2 separate regions of the Mus musculus genome follow, and region 1 is linked to region 2. The links are chromatin loops, found by intact Hi-C in ENCODE. Cell type or tissue: left cerebral cortex. All regions are shown on one strand. Each heading gives the region's core, and the rest is flanking DNA. Links, peaks and the distances in the headings are about the cores only.

Evidence for each region. Hi-C counts contacts between places; a loop is a spot of excess contacts. Peaks named below come from ENCODE experiments on the same cell type or tissue, not always from the same donor. Only the 100,000 strongest peaks of a DNase experiment are listed, where the experiment ranks them.
Region 1: it touches region 2 in a loop (1.9-fold over the local background); 3 of 42 quality-filtered maps call a loop at or near these places.

The regions. Positions count from the first base shown.
Region 1 is chr5:114,538,821-114,548,163 of GRCm38, reverse strand. No RefSeq gene overlaps it. Among named protein-coding and RNA genes, the nearest start is that of Gm13790, 7.8 kb to the left of the region's middle. In left cerebral cortex, for the core only: a CTCF peak has its summit at 4,356 (motif pointing left); a DNase peak (open chromatin) is centred at 2,838.
Region 2 is chr5:114,470,204-114,479,546 of GRCm38, reverse strand. It overlaps Gm34722 (a long non-coding RNA gene), which reads left to right. Exons shown (of 2, transcript XR_387590.2): 2 at 328-557. Among named protein-coding and RNA genes, the nearest start is that of Gm34722, 5.3 kb to the left of the region's middle. In left cerebral cortex, for the core only: no CTCF peak of the experiment used is centred there; a DNase peak (open chromatin) is centred at 4,120.

The sequences.
Region 1 (9,343 bases), core at 545-8,544, 69 kb before region 2:
CTTCCTTTCTTTCTTTCTTTCTTTCTTTCTTTTTTTTTTTTTTTTTTTTTTTTTTTTTGAGACAGGGTTTCTCTGTGTAGCCCTGGCTGTCCTTGGAACTCACTTTGTAGACCAGGCTGGCCCCAAACTCAGAAATCCGCCTGCCTCTGCCTCCCAAGTGCTGGGATTAAAGGCGAGCGCTACCACGCCCTGCTTGGGCAAGTGTTTCTACTTACACCTGACCCTTGAGGTTTTGAGAAATGCTGTGCGTTTGTAGCTCAGAATGCACTGACCTTGCCGTCCTTCTGCCCCCACCTCCTGAGTTCATCCTTCTCTCCCCCCACCCCCCACCTTGGGATCACAGGTGTGTGTAGCCTTGGCCAAAGCTGATATTATAAACACTCACCTTGAAATCACTTGTAACTGTGAGTAGCCGCTCATAACTCATCCTTGGTGCAATCTCACTTCATGTTGCTGTTAGGCACGATCTTCTCTTTGGTTTAGTTTTCACGAATCCCAGGCTAACGTCAAGGCAAGGACGGAAGATGAGCAGCTTTGTGTGGCCCATCAGGTACGCAGGCTCTGGGTCCTGGTGTGGACGCTGGGAACTAAACTCAGGTCTTTTTAAAGAACAGTGTGCGTTCTTAACCACTGAGCCACCCCTCCAGACCCCTCTGTGGGGCTTTTGTTTCCTGGAGGCAGCCCAAAGCTTACTGACTAGACTTGACCACATCCTCCATGCACCAGAGGCGGAACTGGGTCTGGAACCAGTAACAAGACTGGGCTGGACTGGGAGGCTGGGAGTGGCAGCACTGGGTAGGATTCTCCCATCAGTCCCTTCGGCTTCTGGAGTCACAGAACCTCTTTAAGCCATATGACAGGCCATGAGTACCTGTCTTCCAAATGCATCTACTCGCCCAATTCTCTGTTGTATTTTAGGGGTTTGAGGCCACAGCAAACCTACGAGGAGACCCCCAAAGAGCTGTTTTCAAAGCATTATGTTCCACCCTTGCTGGGTTGGGAGAGAGAACACCAGGGCACTGGGTGCTGCTGCAGGGCTGGGGTGGGGGTAGAAGGGAGTTTTTGTTCTGACCCTGAGGAACCCGAGGCTTCTAGAAGCTCATGGTCCTTGTCCAAGGTCACAAAGCTCAGTGGACAGAGCAAGGGTGTGTGAGTGTGTTTGTGTCTGTGTGTTTATATATGTGTGTATGTGTGTGACCCTGTGTATATATCTGTGTGTATGTATGTCTCTGTGTGCATATCTATGTATGTGTCTATGTGCTACGTATATTTGCATGTGTGTGTCTCTGTGTGTATGTGCTATGTGTGTTTGTATGTGTGTGTTTCTGTGTGTGCTTTTGTGTTTGTGTATGTGTGTCCTGTGTATGTGTGTTTGTGTGCTCTGTGTGTGTTTTTATGTGTCCCTGTGTGAATATATATATCTGTGTGTATCTATGTATGTCTGTGTGTATATCTGTGTGTGTCTGTGTATTTTTGTCTGTGTATGTGTATATATATGTATATATATTATATATGAATATAATATATATATATATGTATGTGTTCCTGTGTGTATATCTGTGTGTGTCTGTGTGTGTTCTGTATGTGTTTGTGTGTGTGTCTGTATATGTTCAGGCAGTGCTGAGGATGGAGCCTGGGGCCTCGGCAGGCTAGGTGAGTGTGCTATGATTAGGCTACATCTCAGTCCAGGGGTTTGAGCCTTGATGGTCTAATCTCCAGGTCTGCTCTGTGGATTAGGGGTTTGAGCCTTGATTGTCTAATCTCCAGGTCTGCTCTGTGGATTTGGCTGAGGCCTCTCACTGATGGGCAGCGGTCCTGCTTGTGACTTTCTATGACAAACAGTCCAAAGACTAGCCAGACTAGTCCTATCATATGCCAGGGAATAAGACCAGTGTCCAGCTCTGCCCAGCCTGCCCAGCCTGCCCCCCAAAGCTGAATGGCCCTTGTTTACTGCTTCTGCCAGCAAATGTTACCCCTGAGTATGGGTTACCCCTTGGTCCTCAGATCAAGTCAGATCCCATTCCAGACAGACCTGCTACCAGCCCCACAGGCAATGCATGCAGCCTTAGCATTCACTGACAGAACACTGTGTAAGGGTGTGTGCGTGTGCAAGCACACATCCAGGGTACAGGATGTCATTGATAAGCCATGACCAGGTGTGGTGGATCATGTCTGTGATCTCACCACTCCAGAGGCTGAGGCAAGAAGGATTCAAAATTGATACTATTCTAAGTTCCACAGTGAGACTTTTTTCAAGAAACCACGATGTTTCACAGGCTCATTCTGTGTCATCTAGTGTCTAGGGTGAGCCGGGGAATGCATCCCTGTTGGGATTTATCACTAGGAAACCCATACTTCTTAAAAACTTGTGATTTCATTCTTTTCAATGTTGCTTTTAGCGTCTAGGAGAACTAATGTGTGTGGTTTTTGTTTGTTTTTGCTATGGCTACCAGGAAGCTTCGGGTCAGTTTAGACTTAATCGTTGTTGACTTTAACCCACATTTCCTAGTATAATCCTCTTCCTCATAGACTACCCTAGGGGAACTCAAATTCTTTTTTAAAATGCCTCTTAAATTATTTATAAGGGATTGCTGACCTTGCAGGAGTTTGAGAATTGGAGCCTTTTTTGGGTGCAGATTCTCACCTCTCTCTGGCAGCACAGGCCTCTCCCCACCCCACTCGCTCTCTCTGATGAGAGCGGGGCCCTTCTCTGCTCCCAACGGCATTTATTCTTAGACCTTGTATTGTATTTCTAATTTTAATGGTATAATTTTAACTAGGCAGAGATTTTTTTTTCTCTTTAATGTCAACTACTTCAAATCATCTTTTGGAAGCAATCCAGGCAGCTACATAAAACAACCCCGATCTTTGGATGTACACACACCCTCTCAAACGCATGCGCACACGTATGCTGGCACATCTGGTCTGAAGGCTTGGTGCTTCTGGGATCCTGGCGTGTCCATTTTCTACGCCCTCCTAGCTCTCGTGTGCTGGGGCCTGAGAACTTGGATAGTTTCCCTTGGAGCTGCCAGACCTCAGCAAAGGGAGCCAGCAGAGGTTATAGGCTGAGAACTTGGCCATTGTGGGGGAATCCAAGCTTCCAATCCAGAAGTAACTCTCTCTCTCTCTCCCTCTCTCTCTCTCTCTCTTTCCCCCTCTCTCCCTTCCCCTCCCTCCCTCCCTCCCTCCCTCCCTCCCTCCCTCCCTCCCTCCAGAATTTGACATCTCCGATTGTCAGCTGCCTTCTTTGAGTGGTGATGAGAAATATTAATACCTACCTTCTAGGTTGTTGAAAGACAGAAGGGTATGCCAAATTGTTAACCTGCGGGCACGGCAGAGTCAGCTGACCCTGCCCTCACTATCCTCAGCAGAGAAGAACCTCAGGCCCTGGTTCTGGGAGCTCACAGGTAACTGAGGGGTGAGATAGTTTTAGTACTAGTAAAGGGAATACTCAAAGCCAAGAGCCAACTTCTGCCAATGCGTACGTCCACCCACCTACCCAACCCTTCTCTCCTAATTTGCTTTCTGGTGCTCAGATAAACACTGTGACCAAAAGCAAATTGGGCAAGAAAGGGTTTTTGCCATACATTTCCACTTCACAATGCATCACTGAGTGACGTCAGGGCAGGAATCTGTAGGCAGGAACTGAAGCAGAGGCCATGGAGGGATGCTGCTTGCTGGCTCGCTCTCCAGCCTTCCTCAGCTGTTTTCTTTTGCCACTTGCCTGGGTCATCGGGATGGTTCAACCCACAGCGGGGCTGGGTCCTGGGGAATGGCACCACCCATAGTGGGCTGGGTCTTCACATGTTACTCCTCCCTGCCACAGGCCAGTCTGGTGGAGGCCTTTCCTCAGTGATGGTTCCCTCTCCCCAGGTGACTCTAGTTTGTGTCCTTAAGACAAAAGCTAATCAGCACACCTCATTATCAACCCACCCACCTATCAAACCTTCAATCTGTCCATCCACCTATGGACTCATCCGTTCACACCCGTCATTAATCACAAAACCTATGTATTCATCTATCTATGTAACATCTACTCGCCCACCTTCCCTCTTTCCTACCTTCTTTTCCTTACTTCACACCTTCTCAGTAACCCAGTGCAGGCCAACATCCCCCCACCCCTCTCAGAAACTTCCTGAAACCCCAGGTATACAGCAAATAAAATAGGCGCACGGGTCGCTTAGTCCTGGTAAGAAGTAAAGAAGTTGATCCAAGATGCTAGAGAGATGGTTCTGTGGTTAAGAGCACTGGCTGCTGTTCCAGAACGAGTTGAATTCCCAGCATCCACATGGAGGCACACAACCATCGGTAACTCCACTTCCGGGGACTCTAATGCCCTCTTCTGGCCTCTGACAGAAATGCATGTTTATACTACAGACAGACAAGCAACAAAACAGCCATACACATAAAGTAATAGAATGAAGAGAAAAAGAAGAAATTGATTCTAAATCAGTTTGGCATGTGTATAATTTTATCATGTAAGAAAAAACAAACTCACAGGCTGACATGCACCTGTTTCTATATAAAGAATGAATTCTTGGAGCTGGAAAGATGGCTCAGGAGTCAAGAGCACTCACTGCTCTTCCAGAGGGCCCAGGTTCGATTCCCAACACCCATATGGCAGCTCACAACTGTCTGTGACTCCAAGATCTGACACTCTCACACAGACATGTAGGCAAAACACCAAGGCACATAAAATAAAATAAAATAAAATAAGAATTATATCTATGTGTATAAAAAGAACGAGTTCTTGGCTGAGTATTTGAACTGCAGCATATAGTACATTTCCAAAGTTTTGAGAGCTGAATGATATTTGAGTTATAGATATCAATGCTTACCATGCTAAATACACAGCCCAAGTTGGCAGCCATTTCAGAATCTGTTGGAAAATTCCATCTTAATCCCAAGGCAAAATTCGTTTAGCATTGGTTGTTGTTTTTGTTGTTTGTTTGTTTGTTTGTTGTTTTAAATCTATCCAGCCTTCCTAATGCTGCGACCCTTTAATGCAGTTCCTCAAGTTGTGGTGACCCCAGCTATAAAATTACTTTTGTTTTTGTTTGTTTGTTTTTTGTTTTTTCGAGACAGGGTTTCTCTGTGTAGCCCTGGCTATCCTGGAACTCACTATGTAGACCAGGCTGGCCTCGAACTCAGAAATCCACCTGCCTCTATCTCCCAAGTGCTGGGATTAGTGTGCCACCACGCCTGGCATAAAATTACTTTTGTTGCTACTCTATAATCGCAGTTTTGTTACCTTTGTGAATCGTAATGTAAACACCTGTGTTTTCCAATGGTTTTAAGTGACCTCCAATGAAAGGCTTATTTGCCCAAGTGGGCCGTGACCCACAGGTCGAGAATCATTGTTTCAAAGACTCAACAATGCAAATAGCAATTAAAAAAATATTTCAGAGAGGCATTCAGAACTGAAGAGGTGGCTCCGTGGTTAAGAACTATGACTGCTCTTCCAGAGGACCCAGGTTCGATTCCCAGCACTCACATGGCGACTCACAACTGTCTATAACTTCAGTCAGAGGATCTAATGCTGCCCTCTTCTGGCTTCTGTAAGCACCAGGCGCACACATGGTACACACATCTATGTGAGCAAACCCCACACATGTGAAATAAAAGAATTAAAAACTTAAAGAAGAAATCTTAGGCATTCTAACACAATACAATCCAAGAATATTAACTTGACACATTCTGAGGTCTAGTGGTAGAAAAATATTAAAATTCTTTATTTACCGTAATTAAACCACAAGTTTTTTTTTTTTTTTTTAAACAAAGAGCAAACTGTGCAGCAAAAACCACTGTAGTTGGTCAAGTCCACAAAGCTGAGCCTAGGGCCGTCAGGCAGTGTTCACTGGCATTGTGTGAGGTGAGAGCATGCGCAGTTTAAGCGCATGCGCGGTTCTAAGAGCGGCTGCAGTTGAGACCCGACTTGCAACATCTGCAAGCACAGTGGGAACCCACTAAGCTCTGTTACATATTTGACTTTGAGTTAACTTTTGGACCCTGCTCTCAGAAACCTTTCTGTTGCCAGAATTTTCACACCCCTCTCATTCGGTACAGGGCCATAAACCAAAACTTAAGACTTTGGGAGTTGTTAGGGGCAGAGGGGAGGTTAAATGGAGTCTTTGTTATTCAGAACACCTGGGTCCAGTTAGGTGAAATGCATCCCTGAATGACTTCCTAGTGTCTGCCATCCATCCTCCCTTCTGGATCAGGGTTGTAGGAACAGCCCCGCGGGGAGGGCTGTCTCCCAGGTCCTCTGGATGGCTCACTACTCAGAGGATCAGCATATAAAGAGACCTGATAAGTCCTGCAGCTGGGATCTCTGTTCTTGTGCTGCGACCTCGGATGACTTTGCCTCCAGAAACTATTTTAAGAGGATTGCCTGTTAAAACTCCGTGGAATGAGATTGCCTCAGAGCAGATTTGGGGGTGGGGGTGTATGCTGATCAGCTGAGGGAGAAAGCAGCACGTGTCATTCACAGGCACAGAAGAGAATAGAGGGGAGGTCTAAAACATTGACTGCGGGCACGCGCTGGCACATAGACAGCATGCTGTAAGTACAGGCGATGCTCTCCTTGGTGGAGTGATGTTCTCTGGACACCCTTCCCTGAGGAAGGAGCGGGGCAGAGTAGGCCTGTCTGTAAGTCTATACAGGTGGTCTCCCACTGAAGGGCACAAAATGAAAGAGACAGAGAGACTTCATACAGAGAAGCCCAAGCTAGGAACATACCCCGAGCTTCACGGTGAAAGTTCTTAATCAATGAGAGACGGGGTCCCTGGGCCCTTCGGGGAGAGCATATAACCTCCGTGGTCCTCCTTCGTGACATAACTGGAAGAAGCCACCTCACAGCGCCCTACTGAGTGCTACCCTCTCTGGCTAGAGCCCCACACGATCCATGTGGCCACCAACACAAAGAAACTTGCAGCTGGGGAGAATTGTACGAATCTGAGGGCCTGAGCTCAGATCTGCATGTCACACCCATATAGAAAGCCAGTCACCGCAGCCCTCACATAGAATCCCAGAACAGGGAGATGGACACAGGAGGAGACTTAGGGGTCACCTCCTGTGAGCCTAGTCAATTGGTGAGCAATGGGTTCACTGAGACCCCCTGCCTCAGAAACCAGGGCAGAGAATCATGAAGGAAGATACCCAATGTCGACCTCTGGCCTCTACGGGCACACACATGTGCACATGCAGGCACATGCATGTCCACATGCAGGCAGTCACATGCCTCAAAACAAAACCAAGGAACTTGCCAGAAACTGCCTCAATTAAGGAGACACTAAGGAAAAATGTCTATAAAGTCAGATACAGGAAAGGGACCATAGAACTGACAAGTTTCACTTAGGGGTGTGAAGATGTTGGCCCTTCCATTGTGATAGGCTGTTCATAAGATGCTTATGGGAGGGGAAGTGGTATAGGGGTGTAGGGGACCCATCTGTTCTACCTGCATGATTTTTCTGTAAATATGACCCTGGTCATTATTTTGGAGCTGGCATGGGGCATACCTCTGCAACCCCTACCATTTGGGAGGTTGAGGCTCAAATTCAAGTCAGCCTGAGTTACACAGGAAAAACCAAACAGACACGAATGGAAAATAAATACATTAGACTTTAAAAAAAAAAGTCAAAAAGCTTAGAAAACACAGAGGACGGGTTTTAGAGGGATTGTGGCAAGTTGCCATGTCCAGGAATAACTGGGAGGGAAGAGGGGCTGGGTCCCACCTGCGCTAGCTATGTGGTGACCATGGCCTCCGGTCTGCGAGGGTCACACTCCTCATGTAAAAAGTTGGGGGCATAAAAATCCCTGCTCGTATTGGTCTTGATAAAGTAAGGCAGAGTATGTAAAGCACCAGGCACTGTCTGGGATGGTCCCTGTCACTGGATTATTTTGGCAGAGCAAAGAGAAGATCTTGGAAGGCGTCAGAGAGGAGAGATCCAGGCAGCAAGCCTTGGAGAATGGAGGGATTTGGATGGGGATATGAGTCAGGACCAGCTTCCTCCAAAGCAGGACAACTTATCCCTCCTGTTCCCTCAATTCCTCCAAGGTGGCCTGGAGGGCTGGGGAGGGGACAGGAGATGGAGATCTCAAGGTCAAGTCTCTGGCTTCCCACCTAGCCTTGGCCTTGGCTGTCTGTCTGTCTGCCAGGGTCTCTGAGCTAAATCGCAGATAATCCCTCCCGATCAGCACCTGTGTCCATAAGCAAATCAACTGGCAGGTGGTGGCCTGGATCAACTATGACCTGCTCAGCGGGACATTTGCTTACCAGTCAGAGACAGTGCATCCTGCCACTGGCGCTGGCGCTTGGCTTCAGGAGGCCTGCCCCACGCTGCAGTAATCAGTCTGCCCCCACAGGGCAGGTGGGAGGGTGGGCAAAGCCAGATGTGGGGACCCCCCCACACACACACTCCCCACCTGCTGGGCGGGGAGTTGCAGACAGGTAAAGTTTCTGGCTCTACCACAGACTCCTGTGCAGCCTGAGGCAAGCTCTGGACCTTGATTCTCAACCCTCTTAAAAGTGACTAGTGGGCTTATGGCAAAGAATCATGGAAGAAATTGGGTGGAAACATATAGTGTTTCTATAATCCCAGTTGTTACAATAGCAATAGATCCAGTGGTAACTTTCTGGTGGTCAGTCCCTGTGGGAATTATAATCCTGGATACAGTATCTATTGGCAGACAACTGGTCAACCTCATTCCAGAAAAGTACAGGCAGGGGTAGTGTCTGACCTTGGCTTGAATCCGCCCCAAGCACTTGGCCCACCACCTTCTGTATCTGAGCCACAGTACAGCCCAGTGAAGAGAGCCATTTCTGGTGTAGTTACAAGGCTTAACAAGATGACATTGTCCTGTGGCAACCTGAGAAAGTGTTGACCTTCCCGCATGGAAAGCAGGCTGAGCCAGGTCGGCATTTCGGGCTTCCTAACTTTCTGATCAGCACTTTGTGGGTGGGGAACGATAGAAAAACTGGGAGGTCAGGGTGAGTGTGGGGGTTTGTGAGCCCATGTGTGTCTGACAGGGGTGGGGTGTGTTGAGGGCCTCTGTGTGTGGCATCCTGGCTCCCCCTCCCACTCCCCCCTCCCAAGTTGCTCCTATAAGCTGGACTCAGAAGACCCCCCCCTGGGAAGTGCTCCAGCCAGGGCTGTTGGGACTTCCTGATGAAGACAGAGCCGTTTGCTAATGCCATGTGGCTGCTGAGACAGTCTGTTAATGCCATTTACAACGCTCTGTAATTATGTCTCACACATGCTGGTGGGGCCCAGCCAGCAGGAACATTCCCTGGGAGGGGCCGAGGACAGATTCCTTCAGCAGAGAAGGGGGCTGGGTTCCCCTC
Region 2 (9,343 bases), core at 721-8,720:
GAAGAAGATGAGGAAGAAGATAAGGAAGGGAAGGAGGAGGAAGAGGAGGAGGGGAAGGAGGAAGAGGAGGAGGGAAAAGAGGAAGAGGAGAAGGGAGAGGAGGAAGAAGAAGAGGAAGAGGAGAGGAGGGAGAGGAGAAGGAAGAGGAGGAAGAGAAGAAGTTATTGTTCCTCTTAGCTTCTGAGTTCTGTGCTAGGTGCCTGAGCTGTTGACCTTCCTCTTTGGGGACATGCAAGCTTTCCAGGCCACTGGCACCAGAGCACTGATGCTGACATTCAGATGTTCCCTGACATCACTGATGCTACTGATGTCATACTTGCACTTCAGCTAACCTGTGGAAAGGGTTCCTGTTCTGACATTCAAATGTCTGCTGACAGCGAAGGCTCCAGGATGCGCACACTGTAGAACACGGCCAGCTCCTTCTATCACGCCCACAGCCTGGGGAACCTGTGGTCCCTGTGCGATCTCCAGGGTGAGTCATGAGCCACACCCCCCATCACGATCCCCTCTATCACAGGGAGAAATGATGTCTCAATAACAACCTAAGGTCACTTGCACACAAGACTCTGCATTCAGATGTCTGTCTTGTAAAACCTCAGAGCCATGAAATCTGTAGCTGTGACCCCCCCCCCATGACTTCTCTGCCTCCTCCCCACCCCCGCCATATTTTCTACACAGACCTTGACATTGGAAGGAGTAGGGACAGAATCTTAGGAGAAAGCACAACTTGGGGGTGGGGCCCTGGGCACGCTCTATGGGGCCTGTCACCAGGCTTCCTCTCTCCTAGGGTACTTCCAGCTAAGGCTGGGCTGTGCAATGGTTAGTTAGCAGCTGGGCATTGGTGCCATCCTAAGCAGTTGTCCAGGCAATGGCTCCACCAGCCACTGCCTGAGCCTCACCCCTCTGGATTTTTTTTTTTTCTTTTCTTCTTTTGAAACAGAAGAAGGAAATCCCTGCAAGTTGAACAATCATTGTGTTGGATTTGGGAGATGTTATTCCTCGTGACAGACAAGGGCAATTACCTGCGCTCCGCCAGCAGTTTTAACCTAATTTCATTACTGCTGTGCGAGCTTCCCGGAGCAGCGAGTCTATCAATGTCTCGCAGAACGGATTAGCGGCCACTTTCTTCATCTTCAAATGAATTTTGGCTGTCATGCCCTTGATGAATAGAGCAGGGACAGGCAGCTGACCCGGGCCTGGTAGTGTGACCATGGGGTGGCCAGCAGGCGCCCTCCGACTCTGTTGGTAGAGCAAGGTTGGGTGGAGAGATGAGGGGCAGAGACTCATGAAGTCTGCCTTCCTAGATCCCTCTGTGCCCTCCCCATGACCTGGATGGAGGGATGCTTGTTCACTGTGGCCTTGCTCACAGGAGTATAATACAGGAACAACTCAGGGAGGGCGGCTCCCTGGGCTGAGAATAGAGGAGAGGACTCTTTCTCTGCTGGAAACAGCTGATGATGGACACCCAAAATCCCATCCTGCAAAACCTCATAGCTAAAGCTTCAAGATCTTGAGAAACCTCCCAGGCCCAGGGTCCAGCTCTATCTTGCGGCTCCTGCATCCTTCCAGCCCAAAGATGCTCAGATTATTTTTCGGTTGGACATATGGCTCTCAGGTTCCTCGAACCTTGGTCCTCCAGGTACGGCGAGGACCCAATGACTACCAGATGAATGGATGGCGTGCAAGAGGGTCTAAGGAAGGATGAGAAAGGCAGAGCCAGCACTTTGCAGAGACCTGTCCTGCTTAGCACTTCTCTGGGGTGGCCTGGTTTGATCTCAGAGCCAGAGTAGTTACTCTCCCTGGGACTGGAGCAAGCAAGCTAGGAGTTAGCCCTGGTGTGCCTGTTTGCAGAGATCCAAGTATCAGCAACACAGGGTGAGGCCTACGCTTGCTTAGGACCTCTGATGTCCACTCAGAAGTCTGACCCACAAAATAACTCAGCTCTTGCCAAGAGGGGTCATGGTAGTTTGCTTACCTTAAGTTTTGTTTTTTTGAGACAGGGCCTCACTATGTAGACCAGGCTAGTCTCGAACTCATGGCCCTCTCACCTCAGTGGCAGAGTAGTGGGGCTACACACCTGTGCCCCTTGCAATCCCAGCCTGTGCTAGGTTTCTTCTTACCACCACCAGGCTGTTCTCTTCTAGTCAGCTCTGTGCCTCCCAGAAAGCTGACTCCCTGCCCACTGGATCCAAGCAGGTTGTCTGATGGGAAGCTGGGGGGTAGGAGGAATTCTGGGGATTCCTGTCCCACTTTGCCACCACATTCAGGGGCTCAGTGCAGTGTCCCTGGTGGTAGCTGTGTCCTTTGGAATCACAGATCACCTACCCTGTGGCACTCCTACCCTGATGGCTGTAGATCCTTCTAGCTTTGGTGACTCCATTTTTTGCCCCATTAGACCTGGTTTTAGCCTCTTCCATCATGGTGATACCAGAGTACCCTACATGCCCAAGGAGCCTGCTCTCTTGTCAGAACATCAAGGAACAGAAGGACAAAGAGACTTATCATTTAAAGCCAGTTTGAGCTACGCAGTTAGATCCCTGTCTTCCAACCAGAACGTACCAACTCACAGAGCCCCTCTTGGCAGGAATTCGGGTTTCTCTGAGTGAGGCTTGTGACTAGGATCTGAAGGGTCCTAAGAGTCTTCGATGTAGCATACCCATTTTATATGAGAGGAGACTGAGGCAAGGGACAGTGCTCAAGGCTACCTGGAAGTCAGGCAAAGCTAGGAGTCTCAGACAGAGGCTCAGAACTCTGGATAGAGCCACCACCTCCCCCATTTTCCAATTCAGCTTATTTTTTCTGTCCCCCACCCCTGCCTGCCTCGAGTACTCTCCCGAGTTATTGATCGCAAAAGGCAACCTCGAGTCAATATGGTGCCCTTTGCTAATTAATCTCTTCCAGATAATTGCAGGAAATTATTGGTTGGTGTGAAGAGAGGGTAGAGAGGCAGCTGTGTCTCCTAACCTGCCCAGAGCAGCTTCAGGACTCCATCCTTCCCACCCCATCTGCCTCTTACCTCTCCCTCACCCTGTCTGGAATCCTTAGCCCAGAACACCTACCAACTGAGCTCTTGGGGCACCCGTCTGAATGTGGTGGCAAGCACTGAAGCAAATTGTGGAATCAAATCCCAATCTTGGCAATGTCTAGCTGTGGGCTGCTAGTGTCTCTGGACCTTGGGTGAAACACAATATAGAATTTGTAATCCCTTCATCACGGGCTGCCCCACAAACAAAGGAAGCAGCTTTGTTTGGTTGGTTGGTTTTTGGTTTTGGTGTTTGTTTGGGTGTTTGTTTGTTTGTTTGTTTTCCAAGACAGGGTTTCTTTGTGTAGAGCCCTGGCTGTCCTGGAACTCACTCTGTAGACCATACTGATCTCAAACCCAGAGATCCGCCTGCCTCTGTCTCCCAAGTACCACTGTTCCAGCCAAAGCGGGTATTTTAAGAGCCATGTTTTACCACTGCTCTGCCTGACAGGAGCAACCTCGGTGGAAGGCGACACCAGACCAGCAGCACTAACTAAACCCCGGGTGCATTTGGGATGCCCGATCAATGCTTTGGTGATCCCATTTTATGGAAAGGGAAACCTAGGTCCTGCTCACAATTGCACAGAACGAAGCAGAGCCTGCATCCTGAGTCAGTGACTGAGACACCAATCCCTGCTCCACACTGTCACCAAGGCCAGTGTGGTGTCACCTGGAGCTAGCTTTCCACCCTGCTCATTTCAGAGTGGATGCCAGGGTGTCACTTCCCCTCACCCCTAAACTCTTGCTCATCAGGATCTGGACTCAAGGTACACACTCATTCATCACAACTGGGTGTGTCCTTGTGAAGTTTCCTGTCCCAGATGAGGGTGGGGGGGGGTCTTCATCCCAGGTATCATTTAACCCATAAGCACTCTGGGCGCTCTCTACCTGCTCGAACAGACCTCGAAGACGTTAATGAACTAAATAGCAAATTACTTTTTTATTCAAGAATGAAATTTCATCATATTCATAATTCATATTTTATTTCAGACATCTGCTGCTGATTACATTACATTTAACTAAAATTAGATGGCGCTCAGAATGCAATTAAGGCTCTGCCAAATTCTTCGGCCCACCAATGCCGGCGGAGCACAGCGGGGGCCGCCAGGAACCTAATATGTAATTAGGAGCTATTTTCTAGCTGTTTTTAAAGTCTGAAAATTAGCTGCCTTTATTAATCACACAGACAAATATAAAGTGGATCCGACGCTCGCTGAAATTTCTAAAAGGGATTTTTTGTTTAATTATACACCGTGGAGCGCCGGGACTCGTTTCGCATGTTGATTTGTTGTGCGTTGACATTTTGACAACTCGTTCTCAATTTGTCTGTCGTAGTTAGGCAACAACAAAGCCGACGGTAACACTTTAACTTTCAAAACCTTCAGTGTGCCAGGGAGAGGAAGAACGGCGTTCCTCGTTTCTCCTCGCTGCGTGGCCAGGACTCAGGCTCTCGAGAGCCGCGGGGGTCAGGGGCACAGGGAGGAGGGAGGGGCAGTGGCAGGGGCATCCCATGGTGACCCTGGGCCAGGAGTCCGAGGCTGGGGTAGTAGTTTCTCCTTTCTTCCCATCCCAGGGTTTGATTTCCTCATCTGCACAGCAGAAGGGTTTGGAGTCTGAGCTCTGTAAGGAACTTTCTAGAGGCTCAAGAGTTTTCTCCGCGTGCGGGGTGGCCTCTTGACCCCACGATAGGGAGTTCTGATTTTCCCCGCTGTAGAGAATGTAGAGCTGGGGCTCAGGCAGTGGCCACGGAGAAGTGCAAGCCCTCAGCACCCGACCCTGCTGGGCAGCCCTGGGCCAGCCACTGCTCTGGGCCTCTGTTACATGGTTGCACAGTTGGGGCACCTCGCAGGGGCAACGGCCCTGCTGGGACAGGGAAACGTACCCAGCTGTGGTCCCACCATGGACTCAGCCTCAGTTCCAGAGAGACCCCCAAACTCACCTCATGCCTGAAGAGGCCACCGTGCATTGTGTTTTACTACCGGCAATTTCCACTGGGCCCTCAACATAGAGTGACCAGCGAGGTGCCGGGCTCCATCCTGCTTAGCACACCGGATGGCGTTTCTTCGAGTGTGTGTGCCTGGTTCACCCCTCCACTGACCCTATAGGACAGACTTAAGTAGCAGACCTACTCCACAGACCAGGAATGTTGCTACAGGCTGAGTTCAAACCCAGATGTTGCAGCTTCTCTGGTCACATGACCAAGGTGCCGGACCTTTCTGAGCTTCTGTTTCTCCACCACAAAGGTACTGATAGTGGTAGTACCAGCCTTCTAGGGCACGGGTGACCTAGGATGGCCTAGATTTGGTCTCAGCCATTGGAGGCACTGGTTGTTCCCATTTAGTAGACGGGTATGTTGAGGCACCAAAGGGGTGCCCCCTGGGTGGGTCTGACGTAATGGCCTATATTCTTACTCTGTGACCTTGCCTCCCACATGCCACCTGGGAGGGCTGCAGAAGGGCTTGAAAGTTTGTGGGGTCCAGGCCTCTCCAGGGCACTCTCCACCCCTGCCTTTTGTCCTACTTTGCTCTTGGCAAACGGGATGCCCCATAGGAGTCTTCTGCTGCCCCTGACCCCAGGGCAGGGGCACTGGCACCACCTGTTTTCAAGGCAGCTCTGTCCCCTCCTCCCGCTTCAGCCTTCCCGAGGAAAATGCCAAGGGAAAGGAAAAGATTTGGGGGGAAACAATGAAACTGCCAATAAAATCTGGGACGTGCGGGGAGCTAGGCGTGACAGGACACTGACAGCTGAGCTCTGCTAGGAAGGAAGGTGGCAGGCACGTGCTGACATCAGCATGCTTCTCCCCGCGCATCGCGCCGGGAGACCTGCTTTGCCCTAGGGCCTTGTGGGCTTCGGCTTCTGCTGTGGGTAGAACGGGCTGAAGTCTGGGGAGAGAGGCCTGCACTCGGAATCTCTCCAATGGCGACTCTTCCCTGACATGTATGGGGACCTTTCTTCTAGAAGGGACTGTGTCCCTACAAAAGGACTGAGCCGCTCTGGGTCCTGGATCCTATGGTGTGTCCTTATTAAGAGATTCAAGCCGGGAAGTGGTGGTGCTCACCTTTAATCCCAGCACTTGGGACTCAGAGGCAGGCGGATTTCTGAGTTCGAGGCCAGCCTGGTCTACAGAGTGAGTTCCAGGACAGCCAGGTTTGATGAGGTTTGGGGTGTGCTCTAACCCACTGGCGTCCCGAGGAAAGGCCTGAGGTTCAGCACAGGGATGCTGAGGCACGCTGTTGCTGCTGCCCAGGAGAGACTACATGACCCAGGGGCCATGACTACTGCTAGAAGCTAACAGAAAGGAAGGGAACCTCTGGCTTCGGGAGGGAGGGTGGGCGTCCAGCCTCTAGACTTCGAGATGTTCTGCCTGGTGACCCTTTTCTAAAAACACCCTTTTGGGGGGTTGTTTGCCAAACTGCCCTGGCAGGAGAATAGTAAAAGCCGATAAACCCGCTCTCCAGACAGGGCAGGCAGTCTGAGCCTCAGAGCTGAGAAGCCCCTTTAGCAGCTGTGACACCCCGCCCCCTATGTGTACCCACGCGTGTCCCTTCCAGTGCTTGTGGCTTTAATCCCACTGCCCTGGGAAGCCACCTCACCTCCTCCTCCCATTCCACATTGCACCAGACACCTGAGGCTGTGACTCCTTCACCCACAGAGGCTCCATGCGGAATACAGGACTGCTCTGGGCGGCCTGCACGGGGCTGGGGGATGAGGGCCAGAGCTCGGCTGCTCACATGCTCTTCTTCACCCAGGAGCTGGTAGCTCAACTGGGAGAGCATCTGCCTGGCATGCATGAAACTGTGGGTTTGATCCCCCGCATCTCATAAACAGGGCATGCTCGTGAGTGTGTATAATCCCAGAATCTGGAAGGCGGAGGCAAGAGGGTCCAGGAGTTTAAGGTCATCATTAGCTACACAGTGAGCTTGAAGCTAGCCTGGGCTACTTATCCTGAGTCCGTTCTGAGCTGAGGTGGTCGGGGGCTGCAGGACAGAGATTTCTCTGGGCTCCCAGAGCCTGGGCTTGAGCCCCATTAGTGGCTGGCCAGCAGCTTTGTCCCTCTGACCCTCACGGTGAATTGCAGTGGTTACTAATGGCGAGGATCTGTACCATCTCTTCCCACGATCTCAGTGTCTTGTCCCCTCCTCAAATTTGAGAGGCATGCACATACCCTGTGACATGCTGTTTCTACCTGACGTTATCATTGGATTCCTGTCGCTCTTTACATATGTATCATCCTCCCAACTGGATGATAATCTCCTTTACTGCCGGGGTTTCAATTACTGTGATAAAACATCATGACCAAAGCAACCTGGGGAGGAAAGGGTTAATTCAGCTTACACATCTACATCACTGTTCATCACTGAAGGAAGTCAGAACAGGGACTTAAATTAAGCAGGGTGGGAGCCTGGAGGCAGGACCTGATGTAGAGGCCATGGAGGGGTGCTGCTTACTGGCTTGCTCCCCTTGGCTTGCTGAGCCTGCTTCCTTATAGAACCCAGGACCACCAGCCCAGGGATGGCCCCGCCCACAAGGGGATGGCACCACTCCATCAATCACCAATTCATTAGCTGTCCTACAGTCTAGCTTTATGGAGCCATTTTCTGAATTGAGCTTCCCTCTTTCCGGATAAGTCTAACTTGTGTCAAGTTAACAAGGAGCCAGCCAGCAGCACAACTGGTCCCTTGTCAGACAAACACATCGCTGTTAAACCATAACCTTGCCTTTCCTGTTCTTCCCCAAGATCACACATGAATATCAATTTTAAAAGTCCTCCAGCCTTACCAATTCCAACACTTTAAAAGTGTGTGGAAAAAGTCCAAAGTTTCTCAACTGGATTTTACAGGGCTCCTATAAAAATGAAAAGAGCCGGGCATGGTGGCACATGCCTTTAATCCCAGCACTTGGGAGGCAGAGGCAGGTGGATTTCTGAGTTCGAGGCCAGCCTGGTCTACAGAGCAAGTTCCAGGACAGCCAAGGGCTACACAGAGAACAGAGAAACCCTGTTTCAAAAAACCAAAAAAAAAAAAAAAAAAAAAGAAAAAGAAAAAAAAGAAAAAAAGAAAATGCTAAATACTTTCTTCCTTCAAGAGAGAAGAAGCACGACACAGTGACAATCTAAACAAAGCAAAACCGAACTCCAATAGTGTAAATACCTCAATGCCCGATATCTGGGATTCATTCACCACCTCTGGGCTCCTCCAAAGGACTCGGGTCACTTCTCCAGCTCTGCCCTCTGCAGCACAGACAGCCTCTCTTGTCGCCTCTGGCTGGCTCCACTCCGTTATGACTACAGTTCTTGGTGGTCATCCCAATGGTATTGGCATCTCCAAAATGCTGAGGTCTTTCCTGCAACTGGGCTGCACCTTCACCAACAGCCTCTCCTGGGCTCTCTTCTAGGACCCCAGCCCTGCCACTCAGGGCCAAGCCTCAGCGGCTCTCTTTGATCCCGGCATGCCTTCAAAACCAGGACCACCTGGTGACTCTTACAGTACCAAGGCCAGTGTAAGGTACAGCCCTGTCCATCTCTGGAATACAGCTTTTGTATGCTGACCTTCAAGAAACTTTTCAGAATATTTCACCCCAGTGATGCTGGTCTCTTGTTGATCACAGCTAGTTTCTTAGCTCCAGTTGACCAGCATCGAGTGTCCCAGCAACTCGAAGGTTATACTTTATTGGTGCTGGTCTCTTGTTAATCGCAGCTAATTCTTCAGCCCCAGCTGACCAGAACCACAAATTCTCAGTTCAAAATAGCAAATGGGCCTCAATAGCCTTTGCTTCCCTCTGAAACCTCACAGGCCAGGCCTGCATTGTCTGCACTGCTCATCTTCCAGGCTCCCCCAGAGCAGCTCACCGAGCTCTCAACACTCAACGGCTTTTCTAACCCCAAATCCCAAAGTTCTTACACAATCTCCCCCCAAAACAAGGTCAGGTCTGTCATCAATTTACCTTTGTCAGGGCTACTATTGCTATGACAAACACCATGACCAAAACGACTTGGGAGGGACAAAGTTTATTTGGCTTACACTTCCACACTGTAGTCCATTATTGAAGGAAGTCAAACCAGGAAGTCAAACAGGACAGGAACCTGGAGGAGGGAGCTGATGCAGAGGCCATGGAGGGGTGATGCTTACTAGCTTGCTCTCCATGGCTTGCTCAGCTTGCTTTCTTATAGAACCCAGGACCACCTGCCCTGGGCTGGCCCCACCCACAATGGGCTGACCCCACCCACAGTGGGCAGGGGCTGACCCATCAATCACTAACAGGCTTGCTTACAACCTGATCTTATGGAGGCATTTTCTCAATTGGTGTTCTCTCTTATCAGAT